Regions from separate parts of the Homo sapiens genome. Here region 2 is linked to region 1. A link is a loop called in an ENCODE intact Hi-C map of the cell type or tissue named here. Cell type or tissue: heart left ventricle. All regions are shown on one strand. Each heading gives the region's core, and the rest is flanking DNA. Links, peaks and the distances in the headings are about the cores only. Region 1 overlaps CREB3L1 (cAMP responsive element binding protein 3 like 1). Region 2 overlaps LOC105376661 (a long non-coding RNA gene).

Region 1 (5,376 bases), core at 311-5,310:
ATTGAATTACCCCCACTGTCTCCTCTAAGTCAGCGGTTTGCAAATCTGAGTGTGCATCAGAATCACCTGGAAGGCTGGGCCCTACCCACAGGGTTGTGATTCAGCAGGTTGGGGGTGGAACCCGAGAATCTGCATGTCTAACAGATTCCCAGGTGATGCTGCTGGTCTGGGAACCACACTTTGTAAACCACTGACTTAAGTCAGCAAAAAACCCTTTTGAGAAGTGCTCCTCTGGCTTTGAGCTGAGGGAGAACAGAAAGGCAGGGAGGAGCACCTCCTAAGGGGTTTGTGGTGGCTCCTCTTGGAGCCTCTGGGAGTCTCAGGCTGCAGGCACACTCTCTTGTCACCCCAGAGCTTCCTCCCTCCTGGGCCTCCTGGGCCTGTGCTGTCCCCAGGTTCTTCCACCTCTTACCTTGGGTGGTGTCCTCCATCTTGATGGGCACAAGGGGGCTCTGGGGCGCTGAGTCGCCGCTCAGGGAGTAGCTGTGCTCCGCCTGGATGCCTGGCGTAGGGGAGTCCAGTTCCATGTCCAATAGAGGGCTCTTCTCATCCAGCACAGGGTCATCAAAGAAGCTGCTGAACAGGTCATTGGAGAAGTCCTCCATGTTCTCCGTAAAGTGGTCCAGGTGCTCAGGAAAGTGCTAGGGAAGGAAGAGGTGAGGGGAAGAGGGAATTCAGCTTTGCTTGGGAAGGGGGTGCAGGTGCTACTGTGGTGGTGCAGCACCCCACCATGGCCACCACTGTCCCTGCAACCTCCCATTACTGTGCCCATTCCCATTAATATCAGCAACATCACCAATCTCCCCAGTACCAACATTGCAACACCAACTCTCATCATTTCCATCATGACCGTTACCACTGTCATCCCATTCTCTCTACCACCAGCTCCACGCTCACCATTGTTATCTGCAAGGGTGAGCTCAGGATGGGATCAAAAACTCCCTGGACCAGGCAACAGGACACTGGGCTCTGTGACCTTTGTCAAATCACTTAAACTGCGTGAGTCAGTTTCTCAGTCCTTCTTACTTCCTTCATAGGCTGATGTGAAGACAAAGTAAAAGAACAACCGTGTGTCTACGCCAACAAGTTTGTTTTCCAAAGGCAATATTAGTGAATTTTGTATGATCTTTTGCTGGAATGTGGGAAGGGAGTGATGCAGGGCAGTGGGATTCTTGAGGCCTCCAGTCTCCTCAGCAGCACAGTGTCCATCTGTCCTCAAGACTTCGGGGTCTCTCTCCTTTCCCAAGCCATCCTTTATATGGAGAGGTTAGGCTCCGGAGCCCTACTATTTAGGTTCGAATGGTGGCCTCCATCCTTCTAGCTATGATTCAGTGCTGTTTAAACTGTGGGTGGTGACTCATTAATGGGTTGTGAAATCAATTTAGTGGGTCACGACCAGAATTTTAAGTAAAAATAAAACAGAAAAAAAAAAGTAGAAAATATCAGAGTGCACAGCACACAGTGGAGTTAAATACCTGGCAATTAAAAAAAATCACAGTTGTGTGTGTGAACGCACATGTGTGTACTTGGTAATGATGTAAAATATATTTCTTAGAAACAAAAAAGTCTGAAAAATCTTGGTCTCCATGATCTTGGGAAGGTCAATTAACCTCTCTGTTTCATTTCGTCCTCTGTACAGCTGGTAATATTAATAGTTCCTACCTTCCAAGATTGTCATGAGGATTAAACAAGTTAATCCACGTACAGGCCTTATAACAGTCCCTGGCACATAGTAATTACTCAATAAACGTTGCCTCTTATTGTTAGTAAAGCACTCCAGTGGCTGACATATGGTAGGTTCTTGTACATTATTTTTCTCTCTCTAAAGAATTATAAATGTGTAAAGAAATGTTTCTTTCTCTCTCTTTCTGTCTTGCTTGTGAGAGTCTCACTCTGTCACCCAGGCTGGAGTGCAGTGGCATGATTTTGGCTCACTGCAACCTCCATCTCCCGGGTTCAAGTGATTTGCATGCCTCAGCCTCCCAAGCAGCCGGGACTACAGGTGCGCACCACCACGCCCAGCTAATTTTTTGTATTTTCAGTAAAGATGGGGTTTCACCATGTTGGCTAGGCTGGTCTCAAACTCCTGGCCTCAAGTGATCTGCCCGCCTCGGCCTTCCAAAGTGCTGGGATTACAGGTGTAGGCCACCGTGCCTGTCCAATAAATGTTTCTATTGTTTGTTCCTTATTTATTGAACGAATGAATTTGCTGGTGGGTCAGAAGAGATGGGGGATGGGGGGCTGCCTTAGGTCCTGAAGCCCTGCCTGCTGAGTGGTTAAAGGCTTGTGCCAGGGGATTCCTTCAAGGTCTGGAGTTGTTGGCCCTTTCTGGCCTGGAATATTGGGAGCCTGTCCCAACCTGGAAGGTAATGAGCAGAGAAGCCTTCTGTATGAGCATAAGGTTCAGGGCCACATGAGTCTGTCTGCATGGAGTAGGAGATGAACACGAGCTCTGGAGTCACATAGACGTGCTTTTGACTCCTAGCTCCACCACTTGCTAAGTTGCTTAACTTCCCCGTGCCTCAGTTTCCTTATCCGTAAGGGGAAAATAATAGTTCCTACCTCATAGTGTTGCCATGAGGATCTAAAATTTTGTTAGATTAGTACTCACCTCATAGGAGTATGAGGGTAAAATGAGTAAATACTGTACATATAAAACACAGAACAGTGCCTGCTACAGAGTGAATGCTCGATCATTGTTAGTTATCGTCATCATGAAAACTGCAGCCCCTAAACTCTGTCCCCGAGCTGAGCTTGGAACCAATGGTGGGAGTTGTGGGGGGAATGTTTGGCCTTTCCCTCCAAACAAAGCCTGATGAGATAATCCAGGACAAAATGAGCTCAGAAGCCCCATTGGCAGGGGTACTCTCCCACTTCCCAGTTTGCCAGCAATCAATCATCATCCTACATTTCTGTTGTGCTTTTAACCCAAAGTGCTCTCCTATGCATTATTTCATTTAATCTTCACAATTATCCAATGAGACAAGACAAATGCATATTGGCATTTGACAGAGAGAGAAACTGAGGCCAAGGGCGCTAATGCAGCAGGGAGGTGCCCACCATCCCTCACTGTCCAGTCTTTTACAACTGCAGCAGACCCTCCCCGGTCCGGTAATTGCCCTGAAGCAGGGTTTGCACCCTGTTCACCTGCTGCCTTCCAGCACCTGGCTCATGATACTGGTGGAGGGACAGGGCCTTAGAACCCAGATGGCAATGCCATCAGCATACCAATTGTCCATCAATACCTGGAGTGAGGCAGTACCAGGAGGTCAGAGCTGAATGAGTTTCTAAGAATCACTGTGATCCCAGACAGAGGCCATTTACAGGGTATAACCACCCCCCAACCACCCAGCCAGCCACAGCCAGGGCCGCGCTGGCTACACCCTCCGCAGAGCCCGGGCCTGCCGGCTGGGGGCGCTTCCGCCAGTTCTCTCCCTTAGGGTCTCTCAAAGGCCTGGTGTTGGGCCCAGTGGGAGGGGGCTGTGAGCAGAGGGAGCCGGTGAGTCAGCCGCTAAGGTATTTCTCCAGCAGCTGCTTCTCAGGCGATAAGGGTTTGCCAAGCCCCTTCCTGGGGCCTGGGAGAGGAAAGATGCTTCCTCGGATCTGGGCTGGACTCCCTGAAGGCCTTGGCTCAGGCAGATGACCCAGGTTCTTCCCAGAGACCCTTTTAGGGTGCCCACAGGAAACTGCTTAGAGAGCTCAGCTGGCCCCATTGTGTGAGCAGTCCCCACCCCACCTGCTAGAAACAGCAGCCAAAACCCAGCAGGATGGAGCTTCCAGAGCAACGGGAGCCAAGTGGAAGGGGAGGGCGGCCAAGGGGCAGGCGGGGTGGGGGTGGAGGACACTCCGACGCCCAGGTCCTCTTTGCGCCGGGCTTCTTCAGGTGCTGGGTGGACGGTGGGCGCGTCCCATCATCCCTAGGCCCACCTCGCCCTCCTGGGAGCACTGCCATCAGGGACTCCCCTAGAGCGCTCTGCGGCCCTAGTTCCGTCTGATGCCTGGCCTCTCATGGCGGCTAAGGTAGGGTTGGTTTCTATCACCAAGTTAGAGGCAGAAGGGACGGGAGAAAGCTCCCCGACGGTCCCCTGCCCCTCGTTCCCCCCCTCCTATTTCTTAGTAGAGAAAACTCCAGTCCAGAGAGGGAAACACAGCTACCCAGGACGCACAGTGAGCGAGCTGGTGATGTCCGGGGCTGCAAAGTGAGCTGGTGAAGTCCAGGGCTGCCCTGGCGTGTGCGGGACCTTCTGGTCCTCTCACTCCTTCCACCGCATCCACTTGGCCCCATCCCTGGAAAGCCCATTTTGGAGACCTCAGACCTCCTCCGCTCCAGCACGCCCCCTTGTCCCCTCTACCCCCAACCACACCCAGCCCTCCCTCCACTTCACACACAAAAGTTCAGGTTTAGATTGTCCGATGGAAATTGGGGAGCAAGAGCAAGGGGTCGGCGGCCAGGAGTTCACGAACTTCAGGGGAGCCATGTGTCAACGCTCTGAGGGCGACAGGGTTCTGCAGGGGGTGAGCGTCCTACAGGGGTGCCTTTCCAGGCAACGGGGGTGGGAAGCCGGAGAAGGACATATTATGATTTGTTTCCCTCCTCGTTAAAGACTTTTTCCTATAGTCGTGCCAATATAAGCTCCTTCTCGGCTGTCACGCGCAGCCGGCGCCGGCTTCCCTCCCTTGGAGGAGAGGTTCCCGAGCTCTCCTGCTTGCAGACCTGCGTACCCCTCTTCTCGGCTGCACCCTCTCTTGGAGCCTGGCCTCAGCCGCCCGCCCTTTAAATTTTAGAGAAGGATCCGGGTGCCGCCGTCCTGGAGCGGCCCACAAAGGGTTAACCCGGGAACACCCGGGGCCGCCCCTCACCGGAATCCGGCCTGCTCACTGGTGGGAGCCGCAGAGCTCCTGGCCAATGGCGGGAGGCTGCGAGCAGCAGCCGGTGGCGGCGTGGAGGGCACCGGAGGAGTGCAGGGCTCGCGCGGAGGAGGGTCCCGGCCTGCGCCGACGGCCCGCGGCTGAGGGAGCGCAGGGTGCACTGGCTCGGGCCTGCATGGGACCCCTTCTGCGTCTGGGGCCGAGGCAGAAATGGCCTGGCCGTCTCACGGTGTCCTAAACCCCTCATCAGTAGCGCGGCCCCGCCCCCACCCCCGCAGGGAGAAGTGGAGACCGAGGGTCTCCCCGACGACCCCGACTCAAAGGGCGAGCCGGGCCTTAAATCCCCTTGCAGCTCCATCTCGAATCGTCCTACCGTGGGGCGCTTTGGTGGCTGTCTCTGGTGGCGGCAGAGGGGACTCTCCCGGGGCAGTAATGGTACCAGCTCTAGCCTTGTTTTACCCCTCCCTAAATTCCTTCCCCAAGGTCAGTGCAGAGACAGGGTAAAGC
Region 2 (5,376 bases), core at 298-5,297, 170 kb after region 1:
TCTCTAAAAAAAAAAATCAGGTCATGTCCTGTTTGGATGCTAGGCATACTCCTGTGGCTTTCTGTTCAGAACCGAGCTATCTTCACAGCTTTTTGGTTCATCACCCTGCCTGCTGCCCCCAGATACCCTGCTTTCTCTCATTCTGTAGGCTTTCCCACAGACATACCCTCCTTGCTGGTGTGAGTCCTGGGGCTCTGTGGCAGCATCCCTTAGCTATTCTGATGCAGCTCCCTTGCTGTGCAAAATTTCCTTTTTTTTTTTCCCCTAAAATAATTCTTGAGATGTCCATAACTTCTTTTCTCTCATCCCTTGGGGCATCATACTATATGGAAAATGATTTACTTCTATTGAGAGCTTACGTGCCAGACTCACCCAAACCTTTACACATGTTATTTTGCTTAATCCAAACAACAGTCCTATTATTCTCCCCATTTAACAAATGAGAAGACTGAGGCACTTGAAGTAAATTGTCCAAGATCATACATCAAGTGGCAAATGGTGATATAACTTTTGCATTGGCAATCTGATTCCAATTTATCATTTTGCAATATCTCCATTTGATAATTCAAAATCACATTTGCATATCAAAGGCAATTACTATCTTGTCTGGGAAATCTCCACTGTGTTCTTTCAGATTCGTGATGCCCCTTTCTATCCCCGCGCCCCAATGATAAAACACGTTTATTACAGAATTCTCTAACCTTCGAGAACACCTCTGTATAGGTGTGTTAACTTTGTGAAAATTTACGAAAATGTACTTGTGATTTGTTCACTTCTCTTTATGAATGTTATACTTCAATTAAAGAGTTTATGTAAAAGATACTGTCAGATCCCTGAGTATCTCACCACCTGCACTCAGTTTTAGGACTGCAATGCAATTTGCCAGTGCTTTGCGGAAAGGTGAATTTTGGGATAACACCTAGTCATATTTAAATGTTTATGACTGGACAAACTGCTAGCTGGGCATGCTACGTCTGACCCCATGTGCTTTATGTAATACAGAGGTTGTAAAAAACTTATTAGAACATTATTTCAATGAGGGGAGAACCTTATGTTATTGTAAGAAACGTGTGCCCTAACTGATTTCACTTGGAAGACAGAAGGTTTTATATACTACAGTTTAAAGCTGCTTTCACTTGGTTGGAATTTGGGATGTAATATATTTCAAACAGGGTTTCACTCATATGGGTATACTAATTAGTTTTTCAGGTTTCCAGGTTTCAATGCTCACAGAAAAGAAACAATAAAAATAAAATACGTAATTGTGCAATGTGATACAAATTACCAAGGAACCAAAGTAATATTTATCAAGCACGTATGACACACATTATCTCATTTAACCTCCATAACAACTCTATAAAGTAATATGATTATTTCTGCATTTTGCACATAAGGAAACTGCCGCTTACAATAGCGCATCATTTGTCCAAGGTCAACCCGGGACTGTTTGATTCCAGTTTTACTAATTCCTCAAGAATAAGCCCTGCTAACTTCCCGTTAACTGCTTGGACCCTCCAAACAATCCAGTGAGGCCGAGTGCAGTGGCTCACACCTGTAATCCCAGCACTTTGGGAGGCCGAGGTGGGCGGATCACCTAAGGTCAGGAGTTCCAGACCAGCCTGGCCAACATGGTGAAACCCTGTCTCTACTAAAAACACAAAAAATTAGCCAGGCATGGTGGCGGGCGGCTGTAATCTCAGCTACTAGGGAGTCTGAGGCAGGAGAATCGCTTGAGCCTGGGTGGAAGAGGTTGCAGTGAGCCGAGATTGCGCCATTGTACTCCAACCTGGGCAACAAGAGCGAAACTCCGTGTCAAAAAAACAAAAACAAAACAATCCAGTCGATTAAGTATTATTATTTTCCCCATTTTGGGGGAGGAAATAGGTCCAGAAAGATAAAGTGTTTAGTTGGATATTTGCAGAACCCAGACTCACTCGCAGTTTCTCAGCCTCCAAATCTGGTAACACCTTACACTAGATAACACCATTGCTCAGGCCCACAGTGTAATTTATTTATGTTGATAATAGATATCAAAGACTAGACATTGAAGGTGGAAATAACAAGATGATAAAATTCTTTCAAATCCCTGGTCTTGGAAGAATATCCCTGTGATACATTTAGCAGTTCAGCAGCTTTAAGGCAGACATTTCTATAGCTCTAATTGCAGCCATTTTAGTTCCTAACAAACAGGTCCAGCCCAGGCCCCCAATCTGCATCAGTTACTTCTGGAAAAGGAGTCAGGATCTGCTTCTTGGAGGGTAGAGTCACACACATACAAATGCACACGTGAATCTCTCCATGGCGTTTAGTCTAGTTCTGTGGTTCTCAACCATCCCCTCCCAACGAACCCAACCCCAGTGCAGTTTTACACTCCTCCCACTGGACTCCACCCTCACCCTGTACACACCGGATATTTGGCAATGCCTGGAGATACTTTTGGTTGTCACAACTGTTGGGGAGCTGCTACTGGCCTCTAGAGGCCAAGGATGCTGCTAAAAGTCCTACAATGCCCCCTACAACAAAAAAATTACGTGGCCCAAAATGTCAATAGTGCTGAGGTTGAGGAGCCTTGGTCTAGTGAATGCTGTTAAACACACACACAACTGAAATTACTTAGGATTGAATTGACCTTGGAGATTATGGCAAAGTAATGAAATTGAAGGTATTCTCTAGAGTGGACTGTTTATCTACCAATATACATTTACAAGTTATATCTGACCCATTTCCAATTATGATTTTGGCTTACCACAAATGCACACACAAGACAGTTACAGTGAAGATTTTTCAAAAAGATCAGAAACCATCGAGACAGTGGGGAGAAAGAAAGTACATTCAACTTCTGCTAGTCACTGGGGATTTTCTGTCATAATTCTTTAAAAATCACATTGATATGTCTTCTCTACTTACTTAAGCACTTTGTTGGTACAAGCCAGGTTTTCATTTATTCCAGCCCAATAAGAATTAGAAAAAGAAGACTTGATGAATTCTAATATTTACCTTCCTGCCTCAGTGAAGAAATAGAACTCCCAGGTTTTCAGACAGAGTTCAAATCTTCTTTGGGCTGACCTTTTAAGAGATAATGAGGTTACTTTTCAGCCTGGAGCAGAAAACAGGACAGTGGTTGAGTGAAGTGGGAAGGGTGGCCGGGTTGGATGAGAAAGCCATCAATCAGTCCTTTCCAGGGGGGGTTTCATTGCTTTATTTGAAATACTGTCAAGTTCCAGAACATCAGAGAAAATCATATACATGTACAAAAATACCTTAATATCCATGGGTGTGGTTATGTGCTGTGCTAGTATAAAACTGTAAAATAAGAAAAATTCATTCTCTATTATAGTATATAAGGACTCTATAATAATATAATATGTAATGCCTATTACCTTTTTTCTATATTTACAGTGTATCTGCATTAGACTAATAGTGCAAATAGGAAGGAAGCTATTTTACTATTTTGAGTGGCATTTTACATTGTCCCATAGAACCCCAATATTAATATTAATTAAATCCTTTTTTTTTTTTTTTTTGGAGATGGAGTCTCGCTCTGTTGCCCAGGCTGTAGTGCAGTGGCGCAATCTCAGCTCACTGCAACTTCTGCCTCCTGGGTTCCAGCGATTTTCTTGCCTCAGCCTCCCGAGTAGTTGGGACCACAGGTGCCTGCTGCTACACCCGACTAATTTTTTGTATTTTAGTAGAGATGGGGTTTCACCATGTTGCCCAGGCTGGTCTTGAACTCCCAAGCTCAGGCAATTTGCCCGCCTCAGCCTCCAAGTGCTAGGATTACAGGCGTGAGCCACCGCGCCCGGCCTAATTAAATACTTTTTATTGAACAAAAGTTATTTAGATTCCTACCTCATATCTCGCACCAAAAAAAATTTTAAAGATAAATGTAGCAAAGTAAATGGAAAAAATAGAAACCATAAAAATACAAGAAGAAAATTGTAAGTAGTTTTCTAATCTTGGAGTTTGGATAACTTCTTGAAGCATAGAACAGGAGGCAGGAATATGTAAGAAAATACTAATTTGAGTACTTTTACAAAAATTTAAAACTGCACATTTGATATTTAATAACATTCAAGATTTGGGTTTTAACCTTTGTTCAGCAGTTTTTGTTTTTTCGTTTTGAGGCAGGGTCTCGTTCTGTTGTCCAGGCTGGAGTGCAGTGGTCCAATTGTGGCTCACTGCAGTAGCCTTTAACACTTTGGTTCAAGTGATCCTCCCACCTCAGCTCCCCACTAGTAGCTTGGATGGGGTCTTGCTATGTTGCCCAGACTGGTGTTGAATTCCTGACCTCAGGTGATCTTCCTGCCTCTGTCTCCCAAAGTACTAGGATTATAGGCCTGAGCCACTGCGCCTGGACTGTTCAACAGGGTTTTGATGGCAATTAAATGGGTTGGAAGGGTAACTAGGTGGCAGGAGAGCAAATTTTAAGTTATTGTGCACCTGCTATGATTATGTCATTCATGTCTAAAAGTTGAATGTCTCAAAGCAGCTTTTGACAGTAAACTTTCAATTTCTAGCTTATTTCTGGAATTTCTGCTAACATACTAATTGTTATCTTTTTTCCTTTAACACTTAAGCCATTTAGCCCTTACAACAATCTCACAAGGTATTATCTTTATGTTTAAGGAACACCAGGGTTCAGAAAGCCTAGGTATTTTGTATAAGGCCACAGAGCTAGTGTGTGCCCACAGAGTGCCTGTGTCAAGCACACAGAGATGCTGAGAGCTTGAGAAAGACCCACCAAAGCTTATAATGCCAACCTCACAATCTTCAATCAACACGAGAGTCCCTGAATCCCACATGCACATCTGCACCATCAAAATACTGGGATGCCACCTGTTCACCTTCTTGAGTTATGTTAACTAAGAAAATGAATTTAAGGGCACAGTGAAAATGCATTATACAGTTCTATGTGCCAGGACTGTGCTAAGCACGTTACATGAATTATTTTATTCAGTCTTCTCGAGAGCCCTACTTAGTAGGGTTTTTGTTGTTGTTTTTGAGACAGGGCCTCACTCTGTCACCCAGCTGGAGTGCAGTGGAGCAATCTCAGCTTACTGCAGCCTCAACCCCTTGGGCTCAAGTGATCCTCCCACATCAGTCTCCAGAGTAGCAGGGACTACAGGTGCGTGGCACCATGCCCAGCTAATTTTTGCACATTTTGTAGAGATAGGGTTTCACCATGTTGACCAGGCTGGTCTTGAACACCTGAGCTCAAGGGATCCGCCAGCCTCGGTCTCCCGAAGTGCTGGGATTACAGGCATGCAACACCTTGCCCGGGGCTGGAAGTAGGTATTCTAAGCTGCAATTTACAAGATAGGAAAACTGAGGCTGTTAACAGAGATTAAGCAGCCTGCCCCAAAGTGCCTTAGTTGA

The links. Hi-C counts contacts between places; a loop is a spot of excess contacts. Peaks named below come from ENCODE experiments on the same cell type or tissue, not always from the same donor. Only the 100,000 strongest peaks of a DNase experiment are listed, where the experiment ranks them.
Region 2: it touches region 1 in a loop (2.3-fold over the local background); 21 of 110 quality-filtered maps call a loop at or near these places.

The regions. Positions count from the first base shown.
Region 1 is chr11:46,295,200-46,300,575 of GRCh38, reverse strand. CREB3L1 (cAMP responsive element binding protein 3 like 1) reads right to left here. Exons shown (of 12, transcript NM_052854.4): 2 at 413-641. Among named protein-coding and RNA genes, the nearest start is that of CREB3L1, 20 kb to the right of the region's middle. RefSeq lists a silencer at 4,830-4,909. In heart left ventricle, for the core only: a CTCF peak has its summit at 3,409 (motif pointing right); DNase peaks (open chromatin) are centred at 3,475, 3,746, 4,885 and 5,193; H3K4me3 peaks cover 2,073 bases; H3K27ac peaks cover 1,733 bases.
Region 2 is chr11:46,124,400-46,129,775 of GRCh38, reverse strand. It overlaps LOC105376661 (a long non-coding RNA gene), which reads right to left. Exons shown (of 3, transcript XR_931252.4): 1 at 2,998-5,376. Among named protein-coding and RNA genes, the nearest start is that of PHF21A, 5.6 kb to the right of the region's middle. In heart left ventricle, for the core only: a CTCF peak has its summit at 2,465 (motif pointing left); no DNase peak of the experiment used is centred there.